Linked DNA regions of Homo sapiens: region 1 is linked to region 2. The links are chromatin loops, found by intact Hi-C in ENCODE. Cell type or tissue: IMR-90. All regions are shown on one strand. Each heading gives the region's core, and the rest is flanking DNA. Links, peaks and the distances in the headings are about the cores only.

Region 1 (16,660 bases), core at 5,552-8,051, 530 kb after region 2:
GCAGGGGAGGTCTTTTTTCGCAGTCCCACCTGCCTGTGACTTGCAGATCTGGACGAAGAATTTCCTGTCCTAACTAGGCCTCAGTTTCCCTGAAATAACATCGATTAGGTGGGAGTGGGTGTGGGTCAGTAGGATTTCCTCTTACCCCCAGCCCTTTTCAATCTAATTCAGAAATGAGGATGAAGCCAAGTGTTTGGAGTTCTTGCGAAGAAAGATACAACAGCCACACAAGGTATTATTAACTTTATTACTTGTCAGGAAGAGGTGGGGGAAGCAGTTAAGATTCGGCTAGATGAGAGGTGAGTGTACTGCATTACAATCTCTGGAGGGTGTGGTGGGCATATGAGCTGGAAAGGACCATTATTTATTTACTACTTTTGTTAAGTGCCTGTAATGTGCTGGGTGCTATGCTGGATGTGTGTGTAACACAGACACATAAACCATTCAGGGTCAACCTTGCGTGGGTGGGAGGAGGTTAAAAGCACTTGCATCTTCTTCTCCCTGAAAACAGAAACATCTTCCTCCTTGGCCTACCATGGTGCCAGCAATCTCCAGCATTAGCGATGGCTCCTTGGGGGTAACCTGCAGAAGCTTCTTAACTGGGTTAAGGCATCTTATTACCTTGCAGGAGTAAGGCAATCGCCAGCTCACTGATAGTACACAATGATTTCGCTCATTCCATCCACTCTTGGCCATTGGTGCAGCAGGAAGGGCCTTGGGGTCCTCCAATTTGGACAGTGGGGAGGACTTGGCCCTGGGCTGACAGATTGCTGCTTGGCAGGTTTATGGGAGCCAGGCGTCAGCATGGTGTGACGTGGGGAGGCAAGAGTCAATGCCAATGCAGGCAGCCCCCTCCCACCAAGCAAAGCGGCTTACAGACTTCGGAGAGGAAACAAAACATCTACATGCAAATGTTGAACCAGATTTCAGAGCAAGAGAGCAACTTCAAGAGCCAAGGCAGTTCCAACTACCAGGTGTTTAATACCTTTTCAGCTTGGGTGGATCATGGATCTCTTTGAGAAACTGAGGAGACAGTCTTGGATTCTCTCTCTGTCTCTCTCTCTCTCCCCCACCTCCCCCTCTCTTGCACCTTCTTCTCCCTGCAAACAAAATCAGAGTCCTGCTCTGTCACCCAGGCTGGAGTGCAGTGGTGCCACCTTGGCTGACTGCTAGCCTTGAACTCCTAGGCTCAAGTGATCCTCCTGCCTCAGCCTCCCAAAGTGTTAGAATTACATGCGTGAGCCCCCACACCTGGCCTGGATCCTCTCTTTTGTAGAAAATGCACTTGCATAGCAAACACACACACACATACACACCTCTCACTTTTTTAATGAAATGTCAGGGTGTCTGCTGATGCCTGAAGCACATCCGAGGGCCGCAGTGAGATATTCTTCTTTGGAAGTGCTCAACAACCCTGGGAGGTAGGTGTGGCAGGGTCTCTTTTCATACACCATAAAACAGAGACCCAGAGGCAGCTCGCAACTTGCTCAGGTCATGTATTAGTGAGCATCAGAGGCAGGCCAGGACCCCCAATTGCACAGGTCTAGGAAGCACCATTTCATCCAAGTCTATGTTGCATGCCAAAGAGTGTCACTGACAGAGAACACAGTGAGACCACTGCTACCGCCCTGGAGTTAGGCAGTGCAGCAGCTCTAGAGGACCTCAGCCAGGGTCTTCTGATAACCATTTACAGGCATATATGCAAAAAGCCCCACGGGGTGACAGAGGTAAGGAGTCCTGGAGGGGGATCAGAGAGGGATGCAATTGCCGAAGACTTGGATGCCTAAGCTTGCAAATGGAAGACTATTTCTAAATCATTTATTCATTCCACAGCTTCATAGGTGGAGGTGATTCATAGGTGGTTCCTATGTGAATTTCAGTTCCCCTTCCCCCCGACCTAGAGTAAAATCCACACTCTTATTTATTTATTTATTTATTTTGAGATGGAGTTTCACTCTGTTGCCCAGGCTGGAGTACAGTGGCATCTCGGCTCCCTGCCACGTCTGCCTCCCAGGTTCAAGCAATTCTCCTGCCTCAGCCTCCCAAGTACCTGGGATTACAGGTCACCACCACCGCGCCAAGCTAATTTTTTGATTTATACTAGAGACGGGGTTTCACCAAGTTGGCCAGGATGGTCTCGAACTCCTGACCTCAAGTGATCTGTCCACCTCGGCCTCCCAAAGCGCTGGGATTACAGGCATGAGCCACCGCACCTGGCCAAAATCCACACTCTTCATAGCGATCTCTGTGGCTCAGCAGGGACCCCTCCATGCCTCTCTGTCTCTCCTCTCTCTTGCCACTGCCTTTCTTGTTCATTACACTCCAGCAACCCTGACCTTCTGTCAGTTCCTAGCGCTTGCCAAGCTTTCCCCTCCCCAGGGCCTTTGCACTTGCTGTTCCTCCTGCCTTGGAAGATTCTAGCCCTGGCTGTTCCCAGGGCTGGCTCCGTCTCATCCTTCAGCTCTCATCTTGAATGTCACTTTCTCAGAGAGATCTTCTTTGACTTTATCTAAGAATATCCCTCCACTATTCTCTAGCCATCTGTTTCTTTTTAGCACGTATAACAATCTGTAACTGTTTTATGTCTTAATTTGCTTATGTATTTATTATCTATCTCTCCCTTGATCATAGAAAACATGGTAAAGATTGTAGCTACGGTGTCCTGTTCACCATTCTATCCCTAGCCCCTAGCACGTATTAAGGGTTCAATAATTGCAGACTGAATGACTGAAAGGCATGTTTGGAAGCAGAAGTATTCCTCGGCCACCACTTTATCTTACTTAGTGCAGTAATGCAATCAACATTTGGCTCCTGCTGTGATGCTACCCTGATCTCGGGCTGGTGAAAGCGTGACTCTCCAAGATGAGCCATCCAAGAAACCACATAGAAAAGATCAAGGTCCCATAACTTCAGCTTGGGGAAGCAAGAACAAATGTGGCATTCCTCACTTAAGAAAGAAGAGGCTGTGATGCTTGCTAAAAAAAAAAAAAACTTGTCAACTGGATCCATCATCAAAGGAAACTGCCCCATGGACAGTTTTATGACGTAGTCTGAAGCACAGGAAATGGGCGGCACGGGAGCATCGGGGGACTTTTAGAAGTTGTATTGCTTTCTTAAGAAAATGCTGCTGGCTTCTGGAACTGCAGTTTAATTAAATTCAGTTGGCTGGATACCTTCAAAGGCTGTTCCAGGTCTTCACCAGCCCTCACAGACGCAGGCATCTTCCGAGCAAATGTGTGAGCGAGAGAGCGGTGAAGCAGTCTCTGGCAAGACAAGGCAGGCATTCTCCAATCCTGGATCATCACACCCTGGCATGCGGCAGGGCAGGTGGCCAAGGACCTGAGCGTCCAGATCTTCCTCCACCCACCCCGCCCGGTCTCCATGTGTGACAATGGAGGGGAGACAATGCTGTCTTCATAGAGGTAGTGCAGAGATCAGGGCTATCAGAGGGGCCTGCAAAGGTGCACACAGACCCACTTTGGTCAATTTGTCAGCGGTGAAATCCGATGCAGGTTCTCCCAGGGTGACTCGCTGCCACCCCAGGGATGGAGTCTGCAGGTTTCTAGGGGCTGGTCCCCCAGGGAAGGAAGGTCTGAGGGCCACAGGAGCATTTTGGGAACTTGAGCTCTTCCAAACCAGTCTGTAACACAGAAGACGCTAGAAAGAACACTAACTGGGTCAGAGATGCAGTCCAGACACCATGGGGCATTCTGATTATCTTGATAAGATGTGAGCTCAAACATAGACCCTGTCAGATGAAATGTCTCAGAAAAGGCAATTTTCTGTTCAATCTAACTTTTAATTTAAAAAATAATAATAACAGGCAGGGCATGGTGCTTCACACCTGTGATCCCAGCACTTTGGGAGGCTGAGGTGGGAGGATCACCTGAGGTCAGGAGTTTGAGACCAGCCTGGCCAACATGGTGAAACCTTACCTCTACTAAAAATACAAAAAAAATAGCCAGGTATGGTGGCGCATGCCTGTAATCCCAGCTACTCGAGAGGCTGAGGCAGGAGAATTGCCTGAACCCAGGAGGTGGAGGTTGCAGTGAGCCAACATTGCACCACTGCACTCCAGCCTGGGCAACGGAGTGAGACTCCATCTCAAAAATAAAAATAAAAATAAAAAATAATAATAACAAGCAAAAATCTCACCCCCATTTCCCCACTTCCCAAAGAACTGAGAAAATAGCCTCTGGTCTCCAGGAAGACAAAACCAAACGCAAGTCCACCATCAGACTGAGCTGACCTTGGCTGTGCACCCGTGCAGAGCCCAGGACTATGCTAGGCGAGTTCACACCCTTGATCTCATTTGATTGTGTCGACAATGTTGAGAAAGAGATTTTGTTAAGCCCATCTTCCAGATGAGGAAATCGAGGCATGCCAAGGTAATTGTCACTCTCTCAAGATCACTCAGCTTGTAAGTAGCCAGAAGTATAAATTGAGATGATTTGAGATGCATTTGGCATTACTTTTTGGCAACATACTGCTATTGATTGTTGGCAGTTTGGGGTACTATGGATACAAGAGTTTTTTTTAAAAAATGCAGTCCCTGTCTTGAAAGAGCTCACTCTTTCTTTGACTTTTTTTGTTTGTTTGTTTTGTTTTTGTTGAGACAGGGTTTTGCTCTGTCCCCCAGGCTGGAATGCAGTGGCATGATCTCAGCTCACTGCAGCCTCCACTTCCCGGGCTCAAGCGATCCTCCCACCTCAGCTTCCCGAGTACCTGGGACTACAGGCATGCACCACCATGTCCAGCTAATGTTTGTACTTTTTGTAGAGACGGGATCTTGTCACGTTGCCCAGGCTGGTTTCAAACTCCTGGGCTCAAGTAATCCACCTGCCTCAGCCTCCCAAAGTGCTGGGATTACAGGTGTGAGCCACCGCACATGGCCTGTTTGACATTTATGATTGCATTTTACATATTGATGAATACATTTGTCTTGTTCCCTAATTTTGCTGCAAACTTCCAGAGTAGAGGCCTAGCCGGGCGCGGTGGCTCACGCCTGTAATTCTAGCACTTTGGGAGGCCGAGGTGGGTGGATCACGAGGTCAGGGGTTCAAGACCAGCCTGGCCAACATAGTGAAATCCTGTCTCCACTAAAAACACAAAACATTAGCTGGGTGTGGCAGCAGGCGCCTGTAATCCCAGCTACTTGGGAGGCTGAGGCAGGAGAACTGCTTGAACCCAGGAGGCAGAGGTTGCAGTGAGCAGAGATTGCACCACTGCACTCCACCCTGGGCAACAGTGTGAGACTCCGTCTCAAAAACAAAACAAAACAAAAAACAGAGTAGAGGCCTCACCTCAAAGTTTCCCAGGTACAGACCATAAATCCCTTGGGCAATTTGATAGAACTTTTTAGAATCGTGCTTTTCTTTCTTCTTTTCTTTTCTCCTCTCCTTCCTTTTTTTTTTCTTTTTTTTTTTTTGACAAAGTCTTGCTCTGTCTCCCAGGCTGGAGCGCGATGGTGTGATTTTGGCTCACTGCAACCTCCGTCTCCCAGGTTCAAGTGATTCTCCTGCCTCAGCCTCCTGGGTAGCTGGGATTACAGGCATGTGCCACCATGCCCAGCTAATTTTTGTATTTTTAGTAGTGGCAGGGGTTTCACCATGTTGGCCAGGCTGGTGTCGAACTCCTGACCTGATTGCCAAGGAAATCACTTAGACGGTAATAACGATACTGAAATATTAAAAACCAACGTTGTAAAATAGTAACAGGTAAGCTTATTTATTATCCACTAAGTAGCAAGATCTAACCCTGGTCTATCTACTACTGTAACTTCCAAGGAGTAAGGAGCACAACAATATTTTGATATATCTGCAGCAATTGATGGTGATACACACACATCTGTGATTTGTATGGGTGCCAAAGTCACAGGTACTGCTGATACCACGGCAGTTTGTCACTTACATTCCTAATAGAAGACAATGTTGCCATTTGATCAGAAGTTAGTGCAAAGCCAGGCACGGTGGCTCATGTCTGTAATCCCAGCACTTTGGGAAGCTGAGATGGGTGGATCACCTGAGGTCAGGACTTCGAGACCAGCCTGGCCAACATGATGAAACCCCATCTCTACTAAAAATACAAAAATTAGCCAGGTGTGGTAGCACGCACCTGTAATCCCAGCTACTTGGGAGGCTGAGGCAGGAGAATCACTTGAACCTGGGAGGTGGAGGTTGCAATGAGCTGAGATCGTGCCATTGCACTCTGGCCTGGGCAAAGAGTGAAACTGTCTCAAAAAAAAAAAAAAAAAAAGAGAAGTTAGTGCAAATAAAGATGTCATTTTTTTCCCGGGTTAAATTTATGGACCCCTGAATTCTACCTGTGCAAGGGTCCGAGGACTTCATGTTAGGGCTCCTGTTCATCGAGTGGCATTTCGCCCCAGTGTGCCCTTCTTACTAGCACCGAGGGCTGCTGAGCATCTCAGTAACCGAGCTGGGAAGGACGCGCCTTGGGTCTTAAATTTTCCATGATTGAGTGAATGGCTGCTCAGTTTTTCCATGTCATTGGGGAGGTTACGGGTATATGTCAAATTCCTGGTGGTGGCATTTGGGAATTGAGCCGTAAATGAAGGCTGGAGGGCAGAGTGGTCAAGGGCATATCACAGAGTCACAGGAGACCTAACTTCACATTCGGAACCCCCTGGCTATTTAGCTGTGTGTCCTTGGGCAGGTTAGGAATGGGTCAGGTCTCAGCTCTGTCACCTGTGCAATGGGGCTGAAGACCCTGCTCCTGGGTTTGCTGTGAGGACTCTGCGAGATAAGAGATGGAACATGTGGATACACCATTGGCATATGATGAGCACTCAACGTAAGGCGACTATTTGGCAACACCCCTTACTTCATTGTTTTATCTAGTACCTCTCTCCAAAGCTCGTGGAGTGCAACAGACAGCATTTGAGTTAGACCTTTGCAGATCGCTGCTGCTTTGTTCTCACTTGCAATCAGCTCACAGCTGGTAGCGTCCCCTCATGGGAGCTCTCAGAAAATTTGTCTCTTGCTCCCCATCCCCGGCCCCAACTTGAGTCATGCCCCAGGAATTTGGGAGAGGGCACCTTCAGCCAGTGGTGTGGCGATTTTTCCTTTCTTTCTCTTTCTCTCTTTTCTTTCTTCCTTCCTTCTCTTTTGTTCTTTTTCTCTCTTTCCTTCCCTTCCTTCCTCCCTCCCTCTTTCTTTCCTTCTTCCTTTTCTTTCTCTCTTTCTTTCTTTTCTTTTTCTTTCTTTCTCCTTCCATCCTTCTCTCTCCTTTCTCCCTTTCTTTTCCTTCCTTCTTTCCCTCCCTTCCTCTCTTTCTTTCCCTCCCTCCCTCAGTCCCTCCCCTCTATCCCTTCCCTCTTTCCCTCCCTCCCTCCCTCTCTTCCTTCCTTCCTTCCTTCTCTCTTTTTCTTTTCTTCTTTTCTCCCTTCCTTTCTTTCACCTTCTTTTTGTAATTGTGCCGAGTTGCTGAGTGAATCATTAAGGGAGCGAATTCCAAGTGCATGAGCGTCTCTGTGTTTCCCGGGACGGGTTTGGGCCAAGACAAACCTCTGTGATGCCAACAGCAGTTGCTTGAACAGTGGAGCTCAGAGCTGGCTTCCCGGCGCCGCTTGCAGGGGCTCTGTTTGAACTTTCTCCTCTCTCTTTCTACCTGGTGATTAAAGGAGCCACATGTAACTTTCTGCTTAGTCCTCTTTCTCCTTCTTTCCCGGTGCACACCCTGGGAAAGGCTCTGCGAAGTCCCACAGTGTTTCTTTAGGAGACTGGGCGGCCCCTTGATTTATGTTCACTTGGCAACGTAAAATTGAAATGGCCTGAGGACGCTGAATAACTGGAAAAGGGAGATGGAGAGGAGGCCTCTGGGTGTCTGATTCCATGTAGCTCATGCCTGGCCCTTCCCCCGTAGACCAGAGCCACGGACCTTGGAGTCCATGGGCAAAAGGAAAAGCAAATGAGGTGGCTGGAGTTGGAAAAAGAAGTCCAAAATTGTTCAGAGAAACTAGCATCATCTGTTTTTTCTGGGAGCCTGACGACTTTGTATTTTTTCCTCCTTCTTCCTTTCTCCTTCTCTGTCTTTTCTCTAGGGATCGCCTACCCATTTTGGATTTAATGCATAACCCATGGGGAAAAAGCAGAAATTTTAATCCCCAATCCGGCCCATGGTAGGGGCTCCATAAATGTTAGTTGAGTTAAATACTTTTTTATAAAAGAAGTTGGGGCCAGGCACGGTGGCTCATGCCTGTAATCCCAGCACTTTGGGAGGCCGAAGCAGGCAGATCACTTGAGGTCAGGAGTTCGACACCAGCCTGGCCAACATGGTGAAACCCCTGCCACAACTAAAAATACAAAAATTAGCCGGGTGTCATGGTGCACACCTGTAATCCCAGCTACATGGAGGCTGAGGTGGGAGGATAGTTTGAACGCAGGAGGCAGAGGTTGCAGTGAGCCAAGATCGTGGCACTGTACTCCAGCCTGGGTAACAGAGCAAGACTCTGTCTCAAATCATAATAATAATAAATAAAAGAAGTTGAAAGTCAACTTTTTTTGTTTGGTTCTGTGAAGTGTCTTGCCTGGGCCTGCAGAACCTGGGCTCATATCCCTCTGAAAGCACGGCTTGCATCCCATATAAACACTTGTGTCTGTTCTCAAATTACATTTTGAGCTATTTGAGGGCAGGGACTCTTCTTCCCTCCTTGACTCTTTCTTTCCACAAATATTTATTGAACACCTACTGTGTGCCATCATTATCTCCCTTCCACTCCACCCTAACTATTAGCATGTCTGTCTTTGAATGTTCGGGTCTCAGTGTTACATGAATAAATAAATGAATGGAAAAATGGAGTTTTAGGTGGGACTCCAGGAAGTGGACCAGGGTCTGAGGTTCTCCTGGAAGGCTTACATGTGGTTAACATCTTAGAATTGGGGCCAGGTGCAGCGGCTCAGGACTGTAATCCCAGTGCTTTGGGAGGTTGAGGCAGGAGGACTGCTTGAGGCAAGGAGTTTCAGACCAGCCTAGGCAACAGAGTGAGACTCTGTCCCTACAAAATTATAAAAATAAAATAAAATGAATTAGCCAGGCATGGTTATGTGTTCCTGTAGTCCCAGCTACTTGGGAGGCTGAGGTGGGAGGATGCCACGAGCCCAGGACTTCAAGGCTGCAGTGAGCTATGATTGTGCCCATGCACTCCAGCCTGTGTGACAAAGCAAGACCCTGTCTCTGGAAAAATAAAAAAAATCTTAGAATTGGGATGGAAGGCAACAGAGAGACAAGCTGGTCTCGGGTAGGAATAAGGACTGATAGTGATCAGTACCAACTTGGCTGCCATTTTGCCTTATGACTGGAAGATGTAACTCTTTGGACTGCGGTTGTTCTATCCCTAAAACGAGAGCAACCTCAAGATTTCTTGCAGATTTAGAGTTCTAGGATTCTCCAGAAACATTTACCCCTAAAACCAATAAAGTCAGATCCTTCCATAAAAGAATTATGACACCACCAGATTCGTCCCCTGCACTTTCTCTTCTTGGACTGTCTCTTCTTAGTCTCCCTTGGAACTGGATTTGTCTTTTCTTGTTCAAGAATCTATACTGGCTCCCAGTTGCCTATCATATCTAATGTGCCTTCCTCTCCTTGGCTTTCAAAAAATACACAGTCTGTGCACAGCCTACAAATCTCTCTGACATGCATCCCAGCACACAGCAGTGGAAATCCTCCATTCCAGCGAGGCTGTTTCCTCTCTGCCCCGACTTCCCTTCAGACCTTTACATGTGGTTCCCTCATGGAGTGCCCCTTCCTGTTCCTTTTATGATATCTCAATCCTCCTGATGTCATAAAGTTTCCAATTGGAGCCAAATTTAAGTTGGTTTTGAATAGAACATCCAAAACAAGGACTTACTCCAGGAAAAAAAAAATTTACTCATATTTCCAGACTCAAAACAAACTCTGTGATTCTCTTGGTTAATTTCCTTCCAGTCTTTTTTCTTTGGAGATCTGAGCAGAATTTTAAAGGAGGAACTCCACAACTTACATAGCCATCACCTTTGGTTGGTTGGACATGGAGGTTGCTTCTAATCTTTCACCGTAATCTACATGTCATGACGAACATCCTGTAACTAAATCTTTTTATATGTCTTTAATTATTTCCTTGGGCTAAATTCCTAACAGGTGAATCATCAGGATTAAAGGCTCTTTGATGATGGGGGTGTAGGGTTGGAGGAAGAGGAACCACGCTGTGATCTAAATCCTTCTGTGAGTCCATGGGGCACACTGAGTGAGAAAGTGACAACCTCCATCTTTTTCTTTGGGAACTGGCCGGTTGAGTGGGTGTCCCAGCACCTTTGCATCCCTGCCTATCATTTTTCTGCCCAACATCAAGTTTCTAAGACTTCTAGAAGGTTCTTCAAAGGCAATAGGTAATGGAAAATGAACAGCCAGCATAGCTTTAGTCAGTGGCAACATTTGCCATGCAGTGGCTGAGGATTCTGGAGCTGAGACTCTGCTGAGTCTGTCCCCTCCATTATCCCCACCCCCAAACACCCCCATCCCCCACTCTTGGGTTGATGGACTATGGCACTTGGACAGACACATGTGATTGACTGTGGTATTAAGAAAATATGTATGACACAATGTTTTTTAGCTTTTTCCAGAGATATTTATATCACACAAATGGCATGTTGGTTTCTTTTTTTTTTTTCCATCTCAACCACTAAGAATGAATAAATCAATTGTCTTAATCAGGCTAATGGAGAGTGCATGGGCTAGAAACATAGGTGGGAGGGGCTCTTCATCTGAGCCTGTTGCTCCATTAGCAGGGGTAGAGGGGCCTGGCAAAGTCCCGTCATTATCTCTGGGCCTCTGTTTCCCTGTCCTTGGGATGGGCATCTGACCACTCATGACTTTGCAGGATAAAGATTGTCAGAAGCATTTGGAGTTCCTTGGAAGAAAGTAGCTGCATGAATTTTTAATCCTCTATTTTCAGCTCTTTGGAGCCGTGTGTAGGAGCAGGGCTGTAAACACAGAGAACTCACCGCTACATTCTAGTTTATAAGGTTTTTGTCTCACACAATCCCACAGACCTGACCTTAAGAACAACTCAAAATGTGGGCGAAAAGCAGTTTGTTGTGGTCGTCGTTATCACATAAAAATTAATGGCTTGGCAAACACAAGGATCATCCTGTCACGCTGAGGTCATGTTTACACCAAGCAAATATATTTCAAGGTTCCTAGAGTTTCAGCAGCACTGCAAGGCAGAATCAACACAATTCCCAAGCAAGACTCAGAATCCGGTGCCAGATTCACCCTGGTTCCAGAGGGAGACATTAGTGAGTATTAATTCTGCAATTAGAATGCCATCCGTTTCCAAATTCCTTATGGCTGAAGCAGGTTTTTTTGTTTTTGAGACAGAGTTTTTGCTCTGTCGCCCAGGCTGGAGTGCAATGGTGCAATCTCGGCTCACTGCAACCTCCATCTCCCGGGTTCAAGTGATTCTCCTGCCTCAGCCTCCTGAGTAGCTGGGACTACAGGTGCCCACCATCACGCCCAGCTAATTTTTGTATTTTTAGTAGAGATGAGATTTCACCATGTTGGCCAGGCTGGTCTTGAACTCTTGACCTCAGGTGATCCACCCACCTTGGATTCCCAAAGTGCTAGGATTACAGGCATGAGCCACAGTGCCCAGCCTGAAGCAGGTTTTTTAGTTCCTAACTTATTGAGGCCTGCTAGTGCCACTGATCAGTGAAAAAAAGAAAAGGAAAATTCATAAGGTCATAGGATCCACACTTGGATCTCATTCATTGCTTATGCATTAATTCACCAAATATTTATTGAAGTGGGCCAGGGCCTGAGATTCTCCCCGAGGCTTACATGTGGTTAACATCTTAGAACTGGGGCTGGGTGCGGTGGCTCAGGCCTGTAATCCCAGTGCTTTGGGAGGTTGAGGCAGGAGGACTGCTTGAGGTTAGGAGTACCAGACCAGTCTGGGCAACATAGTGAGACTCCATCTCTACAAAAAAATTAAAATAAAAATAAATTAACCAAGCATGGTCGTGTGTTCCTGTAGTCCCAGCTACTTGGGAGGCTGAGGGGGGAAGATGTTATGAGCCCCGGAGGTCAAGGCTGCAGTAGCTATGATTGTGTCACTGCACTCCCCAAAGTCTCTACCAGGGACTGTGCTAAGTGCTGGGGACACAGTGGGTGGCAAAAGCAGAATGGTCCCTTCCTAGGGGAAGGCTGTAGTCAGGTCAAGAAGATGGACATTAATCAGTAATTGCAAAAGGAAATGTAAAATTACAACCAAATTCGGAGCTGTGAAAGGAAGGCTGGGGGACAGATCATTGTCAGAGGAGGATCTGAGGTAGCCTTGGGGTACAAGTGGACAGAACCCAGTGGGAGGATGGGAAGGAGGAAGGCACTGCGTAAGCCAAGGTCCATGGTAGGACGGAGGGGCAATTTGGGGATATGAAAGTCCAGAGTAGCAAGAAGGAAGGGGAGAGAAGTATAAGATGGATCTAGTCTATGGCCATATGGACCCTGAACTCACCCCATCTCATCTAAAAGATGGAGCTAGGCACACCCACTGGGATGGCAAACATTATTATTGTTACTATTATTTTGAGACAGAGTGTTGCTCTGTTGCCCAGGCTGGAGTGCAGTGGCACAATCTCGGCTCACTGCAATCTCCATCTCCCAGGGTCAAGCAAATTCTCCTGCCTCAGCCTCCCAAGTAGCTGGGACTACAGGCACACGCTACCACGCCCAGCTAATTTTTGTATTTTTAGTAAAGACGGGGCTTCACCATATTGGTCAAGCTGGTCTCGAACTCCTGACCTCAGGCAATCCACCCCGCTTGGCCTCCCAGAGTGCTGGGATTACAGGCGTGAGCCACTGTGCCCGGCGCAAACTTTTTTTTTTAACAGAAAATAACAAGTGTTGGTTGGCAAGGATGTAAAAAATTGGAGCCCTGGTGCACTGCTGGTGAAAATGTAAAATGGGCAGTCACTGAGGAAAATAGTGTGGCGGTTCTTTGACAAGCTAAACACAGAGTTACTGCAGAACCTAGCAGTTCCATTCCTAAGTATGTACCCCAAACAATTGAAAACAAAGGTTCAGGCCAGGCGCGGTGGCTCACACCTGTAATCCCAGCACTTTGGGAGGCCAAGGCAGGGGAATCAGGAGTTGAGGTCCTGACTGAGGTCAGGAGTTCGAGACCAGCCTGGCCAACGTGACAAAACCCCTTCTCTACCGAAAATACAAAAATTAGCCAGGCGTGATGGCGCACTCCTGTAATCCCAGCTACTCGGGGGGCTGAGGCAGGAGAATCGCTTGAACCCGGGAGGCAGAGGTTGCAGTGAGCCGAGATTGCGCCACTGAATTCCAGCCTGGGGAACAGAGGGAGACTCTGTCTCCAAAACATAAATAGATAGATAGATAAATAAACAAATAAATAAATGCAAATATTCAAATGAAAACTTACCCACAATTGTTCATAGAGCACTATTCACAATAGCCAAAAGGTGGAAACAACCCAAATGACCCCTAGCCAGTGAATGGATCAACAAAATGTGGTCCATCCAGGCAATGGAACAGCACTGAGCCATAAGAAGAAAGGAAGCACTGGCATGCGCTACAGCATGGATGAGCCTTGAACACATGATGCTGAGTGGGAGAAGCAGACACAAAGATTATATATCGTAGGATTCCACTTACATGAAATATCCAGAACAGGCAATCCATAGAGACAGAGAGCAGATTGGCAGCTGCCAGGGGCCAACGGGAGGGAAGAATGGGAAGTGACTGCTAATGGGTACCGAGATTCTGTTTGGGGTGATGGAAAACTTCTGGACCTGGCCAGGCATGGTGGCTCACCCCTGTAATCCCAGCAGTCTGGGAGGCCAAGGTGGGTGGATCACCTGAGGTCAGGAGTTCAAGACCAGCTTGGCCAACATGGTGAAACCCTGTCTCTACTAAAAATACAAAAATTAGCCAGGCGTGGTGGCAGGCACCTGTAATCCCAGCTACTCGGGAGGCTGAGGCAGGAGAATCACTTGAACCTGGGAGACAGAGGTTACAGTGAGCCAAGATCATGCCACTGCACTCCATCCTGGATGACAGAATGAGACTCTGCCTCCAAAAAACAAAACAAAACAAACAAATAAAAAAAAAAAAAAGATGGTGGCAGCTCACACCTGTAATCCCAGCAACTGGGGAAGCTAAGGCAAGAGGTGTGGCAGCTCACACCTGTAATCCCCAGCAACTGGGGAAGCTTGAGGCCAGGAGTTCAAGACTAGTCTGGGCAACATGATGAGATTTGATCTCTACAGAAATAAAAATAAAAATTAGCTGGGCATGGGGGCAAGCACCTGTGGTCCCAGCTACTCAAGAAGCTGAGGCAGGAGGATTGCTTGTGTCCAGGAATTCAAGGCTGCAGTGAGCTACGATCACACTGCTGCACTCCAGCCTGGGCAACAGAGGGAGACCATGTCTTTAAAAAAAAAAAAAAAAAAAAAAAAAAGATGGCGCTAGAGAGACAGTTGATACAGGGTATGGATGGTGACCATCATTGATCATCATGGCTGCTGGTGGGTAGTGGATGGGAGTGAGAACAGCATTAAGAGGAAGGCCAGTGATGAGGCGGGGACAGTGGTCCAGGAGGAAGATGCAGGTGGCCTGGACCAGGGGGCACACAGTGAGCCACGTGTGTCAGGCAAAACCAAGAGGGCTTAGTGAGGATCTGGATGCACAATCATTCAATATAGACTCAACTCTGCCCCTCCTATTCAGCACCTGTATGCACTTATGGATGGGAGGAGAGTGTTGGAGGGAGAAAGTATATGTTCTCATAGGGATGCTGAAGAACAGGTCAGAAGACCCCTGGCTTCAAATTTTGACTTTTTCATTGCCAGATCCCGAGAGAGTAACTTCGTTTCTTTGTGCCTGTGTTCCTTCCCCTGTAAAATCAAGGCCCCAACATGCACTTCATAGGTCGTTGTGAGACGGGGACAACAGCACCTGCCCTGGCTACCTCCTAGGGCTCTTGGGAGACCCAAATGAGTTGTTAATCCTTCAAGGACAACACAGATCACGTTGCTGGGCTGATGTCATTGCTTTTGGAAAGCAGGTCCCTTGAACAGATTCTCCCAAAGCAGTGACTTTAGGAACATCTCGAAGGCGACAGATTCCAGTTGTTAAGGCTACGATGAAATAGCAGAAGACTCTGGGAAGCAGCGTGCAACGAGTGGCAAAGGAGCCCCTAACGCTCTTTCTTCTGTGCTCGCCCCGCCCCCTCCGGCGTGGGCCCCGCCCCGACTAAGCCCCAGCCAGGCCCCGCCCCCGATGTTAGCGCAAGCCACGCCTCCTCAGCTCCCAGCCTTCTGGGTCCGAGGCTCCCACCTGCTCTAAGCGCTTGGTACCAGGGAGGGAATGGGAGGACGCTTGCGGGATAGGGAGGCGGGGGCTGGAAATTGGCAGGGTGAGAGCTGGGGAAACTAGTCTGGGACGCAGCCCTCCTTGTCCCCCTTCTTCATTCACCCCCTTGTTGAGGCCCTTGGCTTTTGCATAATGTAAGTACTTATTTAATGCGTGTGCTGGCTCGAGAGCTCTGCATTTGTCTTTCTGTCCTTCATATGCCAGTGTACCTCCGCCTTCTGTCTGTCTAGGTGGGAGCTCCTGGAGAGGAGGGTGCTTCCCAGCAGTTGCTGTTCGACCCCCAGCCCCGGGCCAAGGGCACAGAGAGAGAGACAGAGAGGCTGGGGCTGCAGTGGGGGTGGGGAGGTGGGAGCTGGGGCGGGGCGGAGGGAGCGAGGGGGAGGAATGAGAGCACCATATGACAGGCTTGTGGAACCACATCTGATGCCAACTTGGATGCTGTCCTTTTTCTCCAATAAAAGGAACTTTTCACTTGTTTTTCAGACACCCTTTAAAAAAATGTATTTAAAGAGGCTGGTTCCTATCCATCCGACTGGAGGCATCTCAGTGCAAGAGCAAAGCTAAGTCCTGCACACGCTCCTCCCCTCCTCCTCCTCCTTCTCCCCCCAGGTTTTCCCGAATGTATCTACTCCGGTTACAACTAGACGCGGCCCCTCCCCCACCTGCCTCCCCCCTTCCTTCCCTCGATCGTGGAGGGAGCGTTCTCTGTGCCTTCCCAAGTCCCCGTGGGGGACCTTCTATGTTGGAGTGGGGGGAGGGGGGGAGGGTCATATAACGAAGGCCAGAAAGAACAAATTAGATAATCAAAAGAATTATAGTAATTGCTTTCACTTTCCCCCGCCCGCTCAGCGGATTCCCTCCCCCGCCCCTCCCCTGGTTTTTCTGTCTGTCGGGAATACTCGGTCTTTCCGACCCCCTCCCCTCCCCCAGGTTCCTCCTCTCCTCTCCCCTTGCTCGCGCGTTCCCTCTCTTCCTCCGTTTTCTGGTGTGCTGGAACGTTCAGCGGAATATGATGAATGATCACCTGTCACAGCTTGTTTATTATAATGCAGGCAATCAATTACACATCCCCAATGCTGGCCGGCCCGCAGGAAATTTATATGCTCAGCACAAACCAATGTGAAAATGGAATCTCATTTGCCAAATGTCTTTCTCCCCGTACAGCACGATGATTACAGTCTGTGTTTGTTTCAACAGTCGTGTACAACTGACAGTGCCATCATTTACTGCCTGGCTCAGGTCACGTTACTCTAAGGCTTTATTT
Region 2 (12,159 bases), core at 5,258-7,757:
CTAAACCCACAGGTACAGCGGTACTGGTCCTCATTGGAAGAATCGGGGATGTAAAGCCCGACATCCGCCCCTTTGATGTTCATGTTGCAGGCACAGATGCAACAGCTGTCAAAGTTTCTGTCTTTAAAGATATTCATCACGGAATCGGAGAGAATCAGGGTAACATAGAGGCTGTGGGCTTCGGGAATTGGCTGCATGGTGGCGGGCTCCACAGAGTTGAGGGGCCGTGTAGTAGAGGGGGTGGAGGCTGGTGATCCTTGATCGGTGCTATCATACTTAACAGACCCTTGACCACTGGCAGTGCCCCCACCTCTGGGAGTTCTTGGGGTCCTGGGGGTTCGTGGTGTGGGGACAGAGAAGCGAGGGGTTGCTGGAGATGGTAGGACTCCTGCCCCACTATTGCTGGCTGGGGCAGCGCTGTTCAACGTCACGGGTGTGTTCATCTGTGGTGTGTTCAGATAGTCTGGATCTGCTAGGCTCCCAACACTAGGCACGTTACTACAAAAAGAGAAGGCACCAAGTGAGGAAGGGCAGCATGTCACAGATGCTGAACTAGACACATGATCACCCCAGCCATGTACTGTGTATTTCTTATCATTTGTTTCTGCTATCACTGGGATACACTGGTATATTTAATTTTCTCTTAAAAAAAAAAAAGAAGATACAAAGGTCAGTGCAGTGTGTAGAGAAGAAGAAAGTAAGGTATGAAGAATAATTCAACACAGCACTTTCCTTCTACTTATTCCACATATAAGCATCCTCATCCTAACCTCTTGAAGGAACTTTTACTATTTTTATAAGAAAACATGGTACTGGGTTTGGTCAATGTAATTTGAAAAGTTAACTACTAAATGGAACTTCAACCATAAGTGCAGACACTAAATTAGCTAGAGGACCATAGGATGAAATTTCCATCTAATTTGCAATTACATTTTTGTCATTTTTTTTTTGAAATTCAAAGTCTGCCAGTGTACTTGTTCTCTGAGGCTATAATCTATATATCATATCAAAGTAGTTATAATCAAATACACATGAAAATTTAACATTTTTCTAATTTTCAAAATGCAGCCCTATCTAGGCTTACATTTTTATAGTAATGAGTGACCATGAGGGAATTATATTTTAGGTAGCCCATTTACCAGTACTATACTACAACTGATAGAAATATTACATATGCGGCTAAGAGGCCTCAGTATTAATTAGGTGGTTGCACAGAAGTACACATACTGTATCAGAGTTTCCAGCTTCCAGCAGCTTTCTGTGGGGTGGTAAGCACTTCATTTTTCACTTTTCAATATGGTATGCATTGCATATAGTGTAATTATTTTAGTTGCCCAAGACTGACTGGGCTATGTTATCTACTTTCTCATAAGCAGTGACTTCTTTTTGGAACAGCTAGGCAGAAAACACTGTCTGCAAGGTTCTGCTGTTTCATTATCATAAAACATTTTCTTGATATACAGTTGGCCCTCTATAGCCACAAGTTCCACATCTGTGGATTCAGCCATATACAGATGGAAAATCAAAATAAAAATACAATTAAAAAAAAAACAACAGTTAAAAAACACAAATCAAAACAGTAAAGTACAACATTTATATAGCATTTACATTGTATTAGGCATTACAAGTAATCCAGAGATGACTTAAGGTATACAGAGGGATTTGTGTAAATTACAAGGAAATACTCTGCCATTTTATATAGGGTACTTGAGCATCTTCAGATTTTGGTATCCGAGGGGGTCCTGGAATCAATCCCCCAAGGATACCAAGGGACAACTGTACTTTCTTAGATGTATATGTATATTAGCATATGAGTCCATTCTTCCTACTTAGAAGGTATCAAAAGAATATTTTTAAAATTTTTTAATATCCTTTTATATATATTAATACTGTACTTAAACTAATGCTCCTCCAATAAACTACATATTCAGTTACTTATAATGTGAAAGAAGCACGTCATAAAGAAATGTCTCTTCAAATAATTTCCTTGTGATTTTTAATTAGCTATGCCTAAACTACCAGCCTAAAAGTCCAAATCAGGCACTGTAAAGAAATATTAAATCTGAGGCACAGTGGTATCTTTGAGTACAGATAAAAAAAAAAAAATGACCCAGAAAACTTGATTGGCAATCACTGCTCTCTTAGAGACCAAAATAGTTAAGTGTGTAATAACGATCTTTACTCTAACTGGACTCCTTTCAAATTCTCCTGTTCAACAAAACCCTAAAATTATTACGCAGTTCAGATCAGAAAAGGAACTATGAGTACTAACTGAAAACCTAAAGAATTAAATTGCTCCCTGGGTAGTAAGAATGGTTTATCTTGTAATCTGATTTTTCCCATTTAATAAAAATGAACTGAGTAGCAACCCTACGCTAGAAGCTGGATAGTCAAAAGTGAAAAAGAGAAACAAAAGGTGGCTCATAAGCAAGTATGGCAGACATGAAGCAAATGATTGCAGGGGTATTGCATGTGACAAAGGAGGAGTCCAGGGTGATGGCGAGCAGAGACCACAGCAGGATTACACATATGCTGGAAACATACTGTCCAATAAGGTAGCCACCAGTCCCCATGTCCTAAATTTAAATTAATTAACATAAAACAATTCAGTCTTGGTCTCACTAGCCACATTTCAAGTGGTCAACACCTGCAGCAGGAAGCTGATGACTGCCATAGTGGACAGTGCAGACAGGAATCACCTACATGCCAGGTGCAGTAGCTCATGCCTATAATCCCAACACTTTAGGAGGCCGAGGCAGGAGAAACACTTGAACCCAGGAGTTCAGGACCAGTGTCGGCAACACAGGGAGACACAAACTCTACAACAAAATTTCATAAAAATTAGCTGGGTGTGGTGGCACGTGCCTGTAGTCCCAGCTACTCAGGAGGCTGATGTGGGAGGATCACTTGAGCCCAGGAGGTCAAGGCTGCAGTGAGCTGTGATTGTGCCACTGTACTCCAGCCCAGGTGACAGAGCGAGACCCTGTCTCCAAAAAACCCCCCCAAAAAACAAAAACAAAAACAAAAACAAAACCTTCATCACATAAAGTTGTATAATAGAGCCAGTTAAGAATACAAAGAATCTTTGGGATGGCAAATGAAAGATGTAATAGATCTAAATAATGACCTAAATGATTTAAACGATTACACAGCAAAAGCTTGCATGTGACCTTTTTGGGGAAACCTGTATGTATGAAAGAGATTAAACTGCTGAATGGGTTCTTAAAACTGCTATGTCATTTATTGGCAACTGTATGTGCTAAGCTAACCCCTTATGCGCCAAGGTGTTCTAGGTGTGTTGTGCCAGGATCTAGCTGAGTAAGCTAGAGTACAATCGGAGCACAGCAGCAGCACACCAGCCAGGCGCTCAGGGTGCTTTTCAGCACACTCTTTATACTGCTGGTGCATTGTTATTTCCACGGTACTTCTACAGTCATTAGTCGTTGAAGCATTGTGGAAGTCCTGTGCGGGAGGCAGAGCAGGATTACTCCATTTTAAAGGGAAGACCCACGTAAAATGGTCATTTAAGGTCATGCATATAATTTTTGCAAGGCAGGAATTTCAGTCTTATTAATACTGCAAGTGTAGCTTCCTAAGTCTAGGATTCCTCTGTACTTTTCTGTCACCGTTTTTCTTTCTGACACTGACTTTATATACACAAGCAGGAAGTCTTGTTACGACATTAAAATTAACTTCATCAGGATGATTTTACAGAAGGTCACAAACTTGCAGCCCAGAGGCTGAGGCTGGACCACAAATTTGTTTTATTGGTTCCTTAAGCTCAGCACAATGGTGCTGAGCATCAGTAGTACCAACTCTTTTGCATTTACCCTGTCCATTTCATCTATATATTGCTTACCTGACCACAGCAGAAATCTGAATTTGTGGCCTTTTCTATCAATCAAATCACTTTATTTATTAAGAAATTATTCATCACAGGGAAAACTGATTCCATCATTGTTTAGCCTATCTGTTTGTTTTTGTGACAGGGTCTTGCTCTGTCGACCAGGCTGGAGTGCAGTAGTGCAATCTTGGCTCACTGCAACCTCCGCCTCGTGAGTTCAAGTGATTCTCCTGCCTCAGCCTCCCAAGCAGCTGGGTCACAGACACACACCATCATGCCCAACTAAATTTTTGTATTTTTTGTAGAGACAGGGTTTCGCCATTTGCCCAGGCTGGTCTCAAACTCCTGAGCTCAAGCAATCCATCCACCTCGGCCTCCCAAAAGTGTTGGGATTACGGTTTGAGCCACCGCACCCGGCCCTAGCCTATCTTCAACATATTCAGAACACTTACATTGGCCTACCATTGGGGAAATCATCTAACTCAAAGCCTGTTTTACAATAAAGTGCTGACTATCTCGTGTAATTTATCAAATACTGTACTGAAAGTAAAAAACAGATCGGTTGTATGGGTTCTCAAAGTACAGCATGTCCTGAACGTGTATTACTTTTACATCATCAAAAAGTCAAAAACTCCTGAGTAAATCCACTGTAAGTCAGGGACTGTCTGCATACAAAATTTCATTTAGAAAATAATGCACATTTTCCAGCACAAAATAATTTGCACAAAAACATGAACGACCAATAAAGGAAAGTTTCAAATGATATGCTACTTGTCATCATTTTTTCTTTCTTTTTTTTCTTTCTGAGACAGAGTCTCACTCTGTCGCCCAGGCTGGAGGGCAGTGGCGCGATCTTGGCTCACTGCAACCTCCACCTCCCGGGTTCAAGCGATTCTCCTGCCTCAGCCTCCCGAGTAGCTAGGATTACAGACTCCTGCCACCAAGCCCAGCTAATTTTTTGTATTTTTAGTAGAGACGGGGTTTCACCATGTTGGCCAGGCTGGTCTCAAACTCCTGACCTCAAGTGATCTGCCCGCCTCCACCTCCCAAAGTGCTGGGATTACAGGCATGAGCCACCGCGCCCGGACCTTGTCATCATTTTTAACAAACATTTAGTTAAGATAAAAATTGCATCAAATATGGCAAGTAAATGACACAATCCCTATACATACTTGTAGCCATCTCTAATGAAAGTGGCTGCAGGGGGCATGGGCAGTTGTTCAATTTTAGGAGGAATTGCCCATGAAGGCCGAAACAGACAGGCATCAGGTATCTTCAGAGGTAGCAAACAATGGCTCGGCAACATCTTCAGTGGAGCAAACATGGAGGATCCCACAAAAGGTTGAAAGGATGGAACTTTGTGCACATATGAAAAGTCCTGTGACAACAAAGTGGGGTCAGTGTTAATATTGGTAAACTCTGTAGAACACACCACAGTGGCATAGTGCTATCATAAAAACAGCAACCAAAATGATCGTATTTCAGTATTTCTCTCCTATGATCATTAGAAAATGCTAATGCAGAAATGTTAAATCAATCAAAAGACACTATTTAATATGCCTGCTGGTGTGCCTCATGTTCTAATTAAAAGGATTCTTAGGAACTTATGTATATATGGCACACAGACAATACCATTTTAAAGCAGATGTATGTGAATCCACTTGGAAACTGCTCTGCCCTGGAAATGTTAATATATTGACAACTACCTTAATTTCCTCGGGCTTGGGACTTCCTAATCCATCTTCCACTTCCATTTTGAATTCTGTGAGTTGTGTTGAAACCATACTGACCATAGGGCTCTCCATCATGCCTAATGCTGTCACTGTCTCTGAGCTGATCCCATCTTTATAATTCATCACAGGAGAAAATGCAGGATGCTGTTCCAAAGATGGTGGAGTGGGAAACATCCTTTGCAAGTCTGCAACTGCTAAAAATAAGAAATAAAAAAAATTTGTTTAATAGGAAGGGCTTCTAAAAAGTCCTAGCTTATAGCCAGGCGCACTCTTTGGCACCAAAAATAGTGCTAATTAAATGATCACATCAGTTCACAAAAGAATATTAATAATGGAAGTGACTAAGAAGAAGGCCATCAGCAGAGAATTATCTTTTTCTGGGTCTTGTTTTGTTTTGTTTCGTGAGACAAAGTATCACTGTATCACCCAGGCTGGAGTGCAGTGGCCTGATCTTGACTCACTGTAACCTCTGCCTTCCTCGTTCAAGCAATTCTTGTGCCTCAGCCTCCCAAGTAGCTGGGACTATAGGCACGTGCCACCATGCCCAGCTAATTTTTGTATTTTTGGTAGAAACAGGGTTTCACCATGTTGCCCAGGCTGGTCTCGAACTCCTGGGCTCAAGTGGCCCGCCTGCCTCGTACTCCCCAAGCGCTGGGATGGCAGGTGTGAGCCACTGTGCCTGGACTTTTCTTGGTCTTTATCACTAACTTCTTGATGCTTTATGGTCTGGCTTCACATTAATTAAGTAAACAAAGTCTACATAACTTGTATGTTTCTTCCAACAACTGATTCCCTGAAAAGTCTAAGGAGAGGAATTAAACAGAAAGTGGAAGCAATTAGATAGTTACCACTACTAAAGTTCTATCCCTGCTTTCAAGTATGTATAAAATATTACAAAAAATAAAAATTGTTTGGAGCTGATTACTCAGCTAGTTTGACAAATCCACTACACTTACAGCTGCTCTTTTGGGGAAACTCACAGCTGCTCTTTTGGGGAAACAGTTCCATATTTTTTCCAGACAGATATTAAAATGAAACTTCAAAGTTTCTTTTAAGAAATACTTAGAACAGCGGTTCTGAACTCCTTCTTTAAAAAAAAAGTTTCCTTTAATACACCTGTAGTAAAAAATTATCACTACAGTAGTTCATTAAGGCACTGATTCTTAAAAAGTAGACCTATTGAAAAGTTGTAGTTGTAAAATTTGGCCACTAGGGGGTGGCCTATGCAGCAAATTTTTTAAGTTTGGAGCCACAGGTTTTTAAATCAGTGATTTAATGTCCCAGTTTCCTATCCTATTGCTCTTTCCAACAACTTCAAGATTTAAACAGACCAATAATAACCACTGAATCACTAAGATCTGACTCCTAGCTCCGAATCAGAAATTAACACTGGGCAACTGTACCGTGCTGTGCTCACGGCTACCCAGTCCAGGTGCTGGGGACTTAGATCTGCTGTGGTCAGGTCACTTCCCCCCTTGGGGCCTTGGTTCCTTCATCTAACAGGGAAGGCAGGGCTAGATGGATGACTCTCAATGGGCCTACTTGCTTTGCTTTGTTTGTGAGGGGAGAGGAAAGCTTTCAAACACCTCAGCATATGGAGGCAGAAGAAAAGGTGAGAACTTCTGAATTACATAATCTTTACCGTGTTTCTAAGTGAAACAACTGTATAATCCTAAATCATTTAGCCTCTCTTGGCCTGTGGAGTTATTTGTAAAATAAGGAGAGGGAGAGGCCAATCAGCAGGGTTGTTAATTCCAACATTCATTTCCATTAGCGATGCTCCACTGCTACTTATTTTCTATAATAGGAATCTGTATCTGATTTCATTATACAAAAAAGTACCTGCTGCTTCTAAAAAAAAGAAGAAGAAAAAACTAAAAATCCCAAGTTGATCTTCAAGGCACCTTAAAAATTTATAGAAGTAGAAACATGAGCCAAGCCAAACAAGAAACTGGCAGAAAACTATTTGAGAGGCTACATAACCGATACACTCTGAGGTGGAAAAACAGGACTTAAAATGTAGCAGGAACCAGATCAGTAAGTTTTCTTTAAAACAAAGCCAAGATCTTTAATATAAAGTTAGTCTACACTGGAGGCCGGGTGGGATAGCTCACACCTATAATCCCAGTACTTTAGGAGGCCAAGGCAGGCAGATCATTTGAGGTCAGGAGTTCGAGACCAATCTGGGCAATATGGCGAAATCCTGTCTCTATTAAATAAATACAAAAATTAGCCAGGCATGCTGGCAGGAGGCTGAGGCACAAGAATCTCTTCAACTGAGGTGGCAGAGATTGCAGTGAGCCGAGATCTCGCCACTGCAATCCAGCCTCGGTGAAAGAGAAAGACTCTGTCTCAAAAAAAAAAAAAGTTCATCTACGCTTGAAATAAATCCATCACCTTTAACCTTTAGTCCCTATTCCTCCTCTCAAGCCGAAGAACAGCTACTACAAAACTGTAATATAATTTGAGTTATATTTTAAAACATAATTCTGCTTCATAAAATCTTCAAAGTCACATTGCCATAAATCTTAATAGCCAGTGTAGCTCTTTGTGAAGTACAGAAATTGTATAAATTCTCTTTAAGTTAAAAGGATGAGCTTAAACATAGCCTTTCTTATAAGTATCCTATGACACAAGATTTTGCAAAAAAAAAAAAATAGTTCTATTAAATTTGTTTTTACATTTCCTGTAAGAAACATAATAAAGGCATTTCCACCCACTTAGTGTTAGCTGACTTCTTTGATCTTCCTGAACGCACGCATATATCTCAGTTTTCAAAGCCTCAGCCACCCTGTTAATTTTAGCAAAGGTAAACAGAGAACACACAAAAAAGCAGGGATGAAATTCTACCTCCAAGAGAGTCACTTTATAAAGTGGTCTTTATCATTGTTACTATCAGATATTCTTAAGGAAGACTCAGTCTGTCTCACTTCAATTTCCTAATCCGTAAAATGGGAAAAATATCTACTTCATATTTTTTGTGCATATTGAGATAATGTATGCTCAGAAGTGAACACTTTGCTGCAAACATCTAAACATTCAGCAAATGATGAACTCAGTACAAATTAATTCTCCCTCCCAAACCTGGATTGGAAAAAGATGGAACCACTGTCAAGTTTTGGGACTTTCTGAAAATATATGACCCTAAAGAAATTTTGAGATGACCAAAGGGAATCGGACTCAAAGTGGGTAAAGCAGAAAGAACACACAGACTCCAAGAAACACTTTGGTCCTCCAAAATAGAAACATGATTTGTCTCTTCAATTTTCTTCCCAGAAAACGGCTAAAGCAAGGGTGGAAACAGCCACCAGGACGGACTGGAGGTGAGCTGTGCTGCCCACAGCGCTCTGCTTACTCCCATCCTGCCTATCTCTGCACTTCAGCGGGAACTCATAAGACACCCACCTGCTCCTGCCCAGCACTTTATGTATTCATGCACAGGATGGAAGACCTCCAACAAAGCAGCATTGTTGATTTCTTAGTGTTCTCCTCACCCCAGAGCACATGCCCAAGTCCCTTCCAAACCGTAAGGACTCTTGGAAAATAAACAAATGAACCAACCCCAAAATCCAACTCTTTCCTTTTGTCTATTCAAAGACTCATACTTTAAACTGATGTGCTTTCAAATGCGAAAATTTGTAAGAAAGTGGTTAATAATAAAACCTAATAAAAACATGTTTTTACTATAACACAATACTACCTTAACATAAACTTGATATTAAAGTAAACCTATTTGTCACTGTTTGTTGCTGTCTTCAGCATTACATTCACAAATGAATAATGAGGAACCTATGCTTTCCAACACAATATCCACTGGCCACACGTGGCTACTGAGCACCCAAAATGGGGCTTGACCAAATAGAGATGGGTTGCATATGTAAAACATACACTGTATTCCCAAAACTTCATACCAAAAAAAAAAGTAAAATATGTACAACCATTATATATTACATTTTTATAAAAAAAGTGAAATACTGCAATAATTTTATACTAATTACATGTAAAAATAATATTTTGGATACTTAAATAAAATACTGTATATTATTAAAATTAATTTCTTTTTTTAAATAGCCACTAGAAAATGTGAAATTGCACATGTGGCTCTCATTTGTGGCTTCCCTTGTGTTTCTACTGGACAGTGTTGTTTAGACATTAATTTTGTTTTGTTTCTGTTTTTTGAGATGGAGTCTTGCTCTGTCGCCGAGGCTGGAGTGCAGTGGTGCTATCTCGGCTCACTGCAACCTCCGCCTCCTGGGTTCAAGTGATTCTCCTGCCTCAGCCTCCCGAGTAGCTGGGATTAGAGGTGCACACCACCATGTGGTGCCAAGTTTTGTATTTTAAGTAGAGATGGGGTTTCACCACGTTGGCCAGGTTGGTCTCCAACTCCTGACCTCAAGTAATCTGCTCACCTTGGGCTCCCAAAGTGCTGGGATTACAGGCTAGACATTAACTTTTATAATACATTTGTCTTCCCACTGCAATGCCCAAAAATCTATTGCTGAGATTAAAATATCTTGCCAGGCTATTTTCATTGTCATTTCTTGGGAGGAAATACTGTGTGTTCCCCTCACTCCCCCACCCCATCCCACAAATACATATGCTCTCACGAACACATATTTATATATATGCTTTGTACACATTAAAATGATCCTCTGTATTCTTGCATATCTGGGTTTTCCTGGTGTTAATATTCTGTGCTACATTTCATATTGATTCGTTTTTATAACGTGCACTTTATCATAAAATTTTGAATTTTGAGTAGCTTCTTTTTGAAATAATTCTTTTTTGGATAGAAATGAGAGAAAGGATAGAGCACACAATATACTTCACTTGGCAATGCTGCTAACTAGCAGGATGTCTGCGAGTGAAAAGCCTTGGCTGAGTTATCAGACATTCTAACATTTCACATCACTACGCATCACGTCATGTCAAAAAGGGTAAAGGATCAATGGATTCAAAAAAGAGGAAAAACTCACTCATCTGACCTGCACATATCTATTTTAATACTGTTTCTTTTAATCTGTGAAGTTCCATGTTTGTGAAATTCTGCAGTGCAGAGTAATAAAACAAGAAAAATGTTTAACTAAAAAAACTACAGCAACGGGCTGGCTATCATTATTCATTTTCACCCATGTCATGCTTGAGAAAGCTTTGCATATTTTAAAAAGCTATGGATCCACTAAAGCTGTCAAAATCCAATCTCTGTATACTTCCCAACTTCTAGATTTGAGTAAATCAGCACTACATTTATAGGTTCATAAAGCTTTTTGACTCATCCCTATGACATGGTGGTTTTTCCCCTCAATTTGTTCTCATTACCAGCTGAAGTTAATGAGAAGGTGTTAAAGAATGATTTGCAATGGAATTATGTTTCTGCTTCAGAGTATCCACATAAGCTACCCTTTTTTTTCCTCTTGTAGAATAATTTGGTTTCTTAGGGCAAAGAATATACTCAAAAAAAAGAGGTTCATCTCTTTGTCAGCATATATGGTAAAACTAGTTGATCTCAAAAGGAAACACAAAAACTTTAGTATGCATCTTGAAAAGGACCACTGAAATCAAATATCCAATATCCTTGAGTGAATTATATTTATAAAAACAGAAACATTTTACACAGTCTTATAATAGAGTATCAGTTTGAAAAATCACTTGTGCAGCATTTATTCTACTAGGAAAGGACTATTAGAAAAACAAACCTAAAACATGTTTTTCTACATTTTAAGCTATAAAAAGCTAATTCTTAACTGGAAAACAAAGGAAAGGAATTCAAATTAAGATGGTTTCTGTATATGATTAGCTGCCTGCCATCTCAGAACACCAATTTATATAGGTTTTAATTCACAGTTAGAATTCTGTCAAAAGGAAGGGAAATTTCAGATAAAGATAAAGCACCACTAAGTATGAGAATATTATATCTAAGTTACAGGCAGTGAGCCACAATGGCTCAGTCAAGTTTCTCTACCTACTTGGTGGATAAGGAACAGCAGCTCTTCCATCCTTCCCAAGAGGTCGGTCTTCTGTCCCAACTGCAGGCATTTTTGATGAGCGCAGAGCAGGTGATACAGCCTAAGAACAGACGGTGTTATTAAAACAGAGTGACGTGTATATAAGTAGGGCAGCATTCAAATATTTCCTAATGTATGCCTATTGGTAGATGCCTCTTGGTAGAAGCGTTTACCAGGTGAACCTCTAGAAATACCAACAGATAGTGAAACAAAGGAGATGGTTACAAGCTTATCAAGTGTAAGAAACAGTGAATTTTTTTCATGGATCTTGTGAGGGCAGATTGCGCCATCAAAGGAGAGCTTGCAGACCTTAAGCAATTCTTCCCTCCCAAGTCAATTTTCAGGGACACAGTGTTACATTAGGGTGGTGCCTCCAGTAGTAACTGACAATTGGTCTGGTTTCCCTTATACTTGGAAGCAAGCAGCTAAAAGGCATAATCTCAAGCCCTCCAATTCTTTTTTTTTTTTTGCATTTATCACAACAAACTATGTATCTTCTGTACCTATTTTTATAGTTACTATTTATCTTCACCAAAAATAACCTTATTGTGTAAAATTATTGAAATATTCAGAAGGT

What was found. Hi-C counts contacts between places; a loop is a spot of excess contacts. Peaks named below come from ENCODE experiments on the same cell type or tissue, not always from the same donor. Only the 100,000 strongest peaks of a DNase experiment are listed, where the experiment ranks them.
Region 1: a loop joins it to region 2, with 2.9 times the contacts of the local background. A loop is called at or near these places in 3 of 110 quality-filtered maps.

What each region holds. Positions count from the first base shown.
Region 1 is chr12:116,518,087-116,534,746 of GRCh38, forward strand. LINC02457 (long intergenic non-protein coding RNA 2457) reads left to right here. Exons shown (of 3, transcript XR_001749339.3): 3 at 172-3,828. It overlaps LINC00173 (long intergenic non-protein coding RNA 173), which reads left to right and starts at 15,349. Exons shown (of 3, transcript NR_027346.1): 1 at 15,349-15,530. RefSeq lists enhancers at 283-783, 784-1,284, 9,710-10,909 and silencers at 15,160-15,361, 15,266-15,315. In IMR-90, for the core only: a CTCF peak has its summit at 6,982; a DNase peak (open chromatin) is centred at 7,515; H3K4me3 peaks cover 343 bases; H3K27ac peaks cover 987 bases.
Region 2 is chr12:115,991,460-116,003,618 of GRCh38, forward strand. MED13L (mediator complex subunit 13L) reads right to left here. Exons shown (of 31, transcript NM_015335.5): 14 at 11,544-11,643; 15 at 5,551-5,771; 16 at 5,017-5,222; 17 at 1-498. Among named protein-coding and RNA genes, the nearest start is that of LINC02463, 110 kb to the left of the region's middle. RefSeq lists enhancers at 6,557-7,058, 6,942-6,991, 7,059-7,558. In IMR-90, for the core only: a CTCF peak has its summit at 6,781 (motif pointing right); a DNase peak (open chromatin) is centred at 6,842.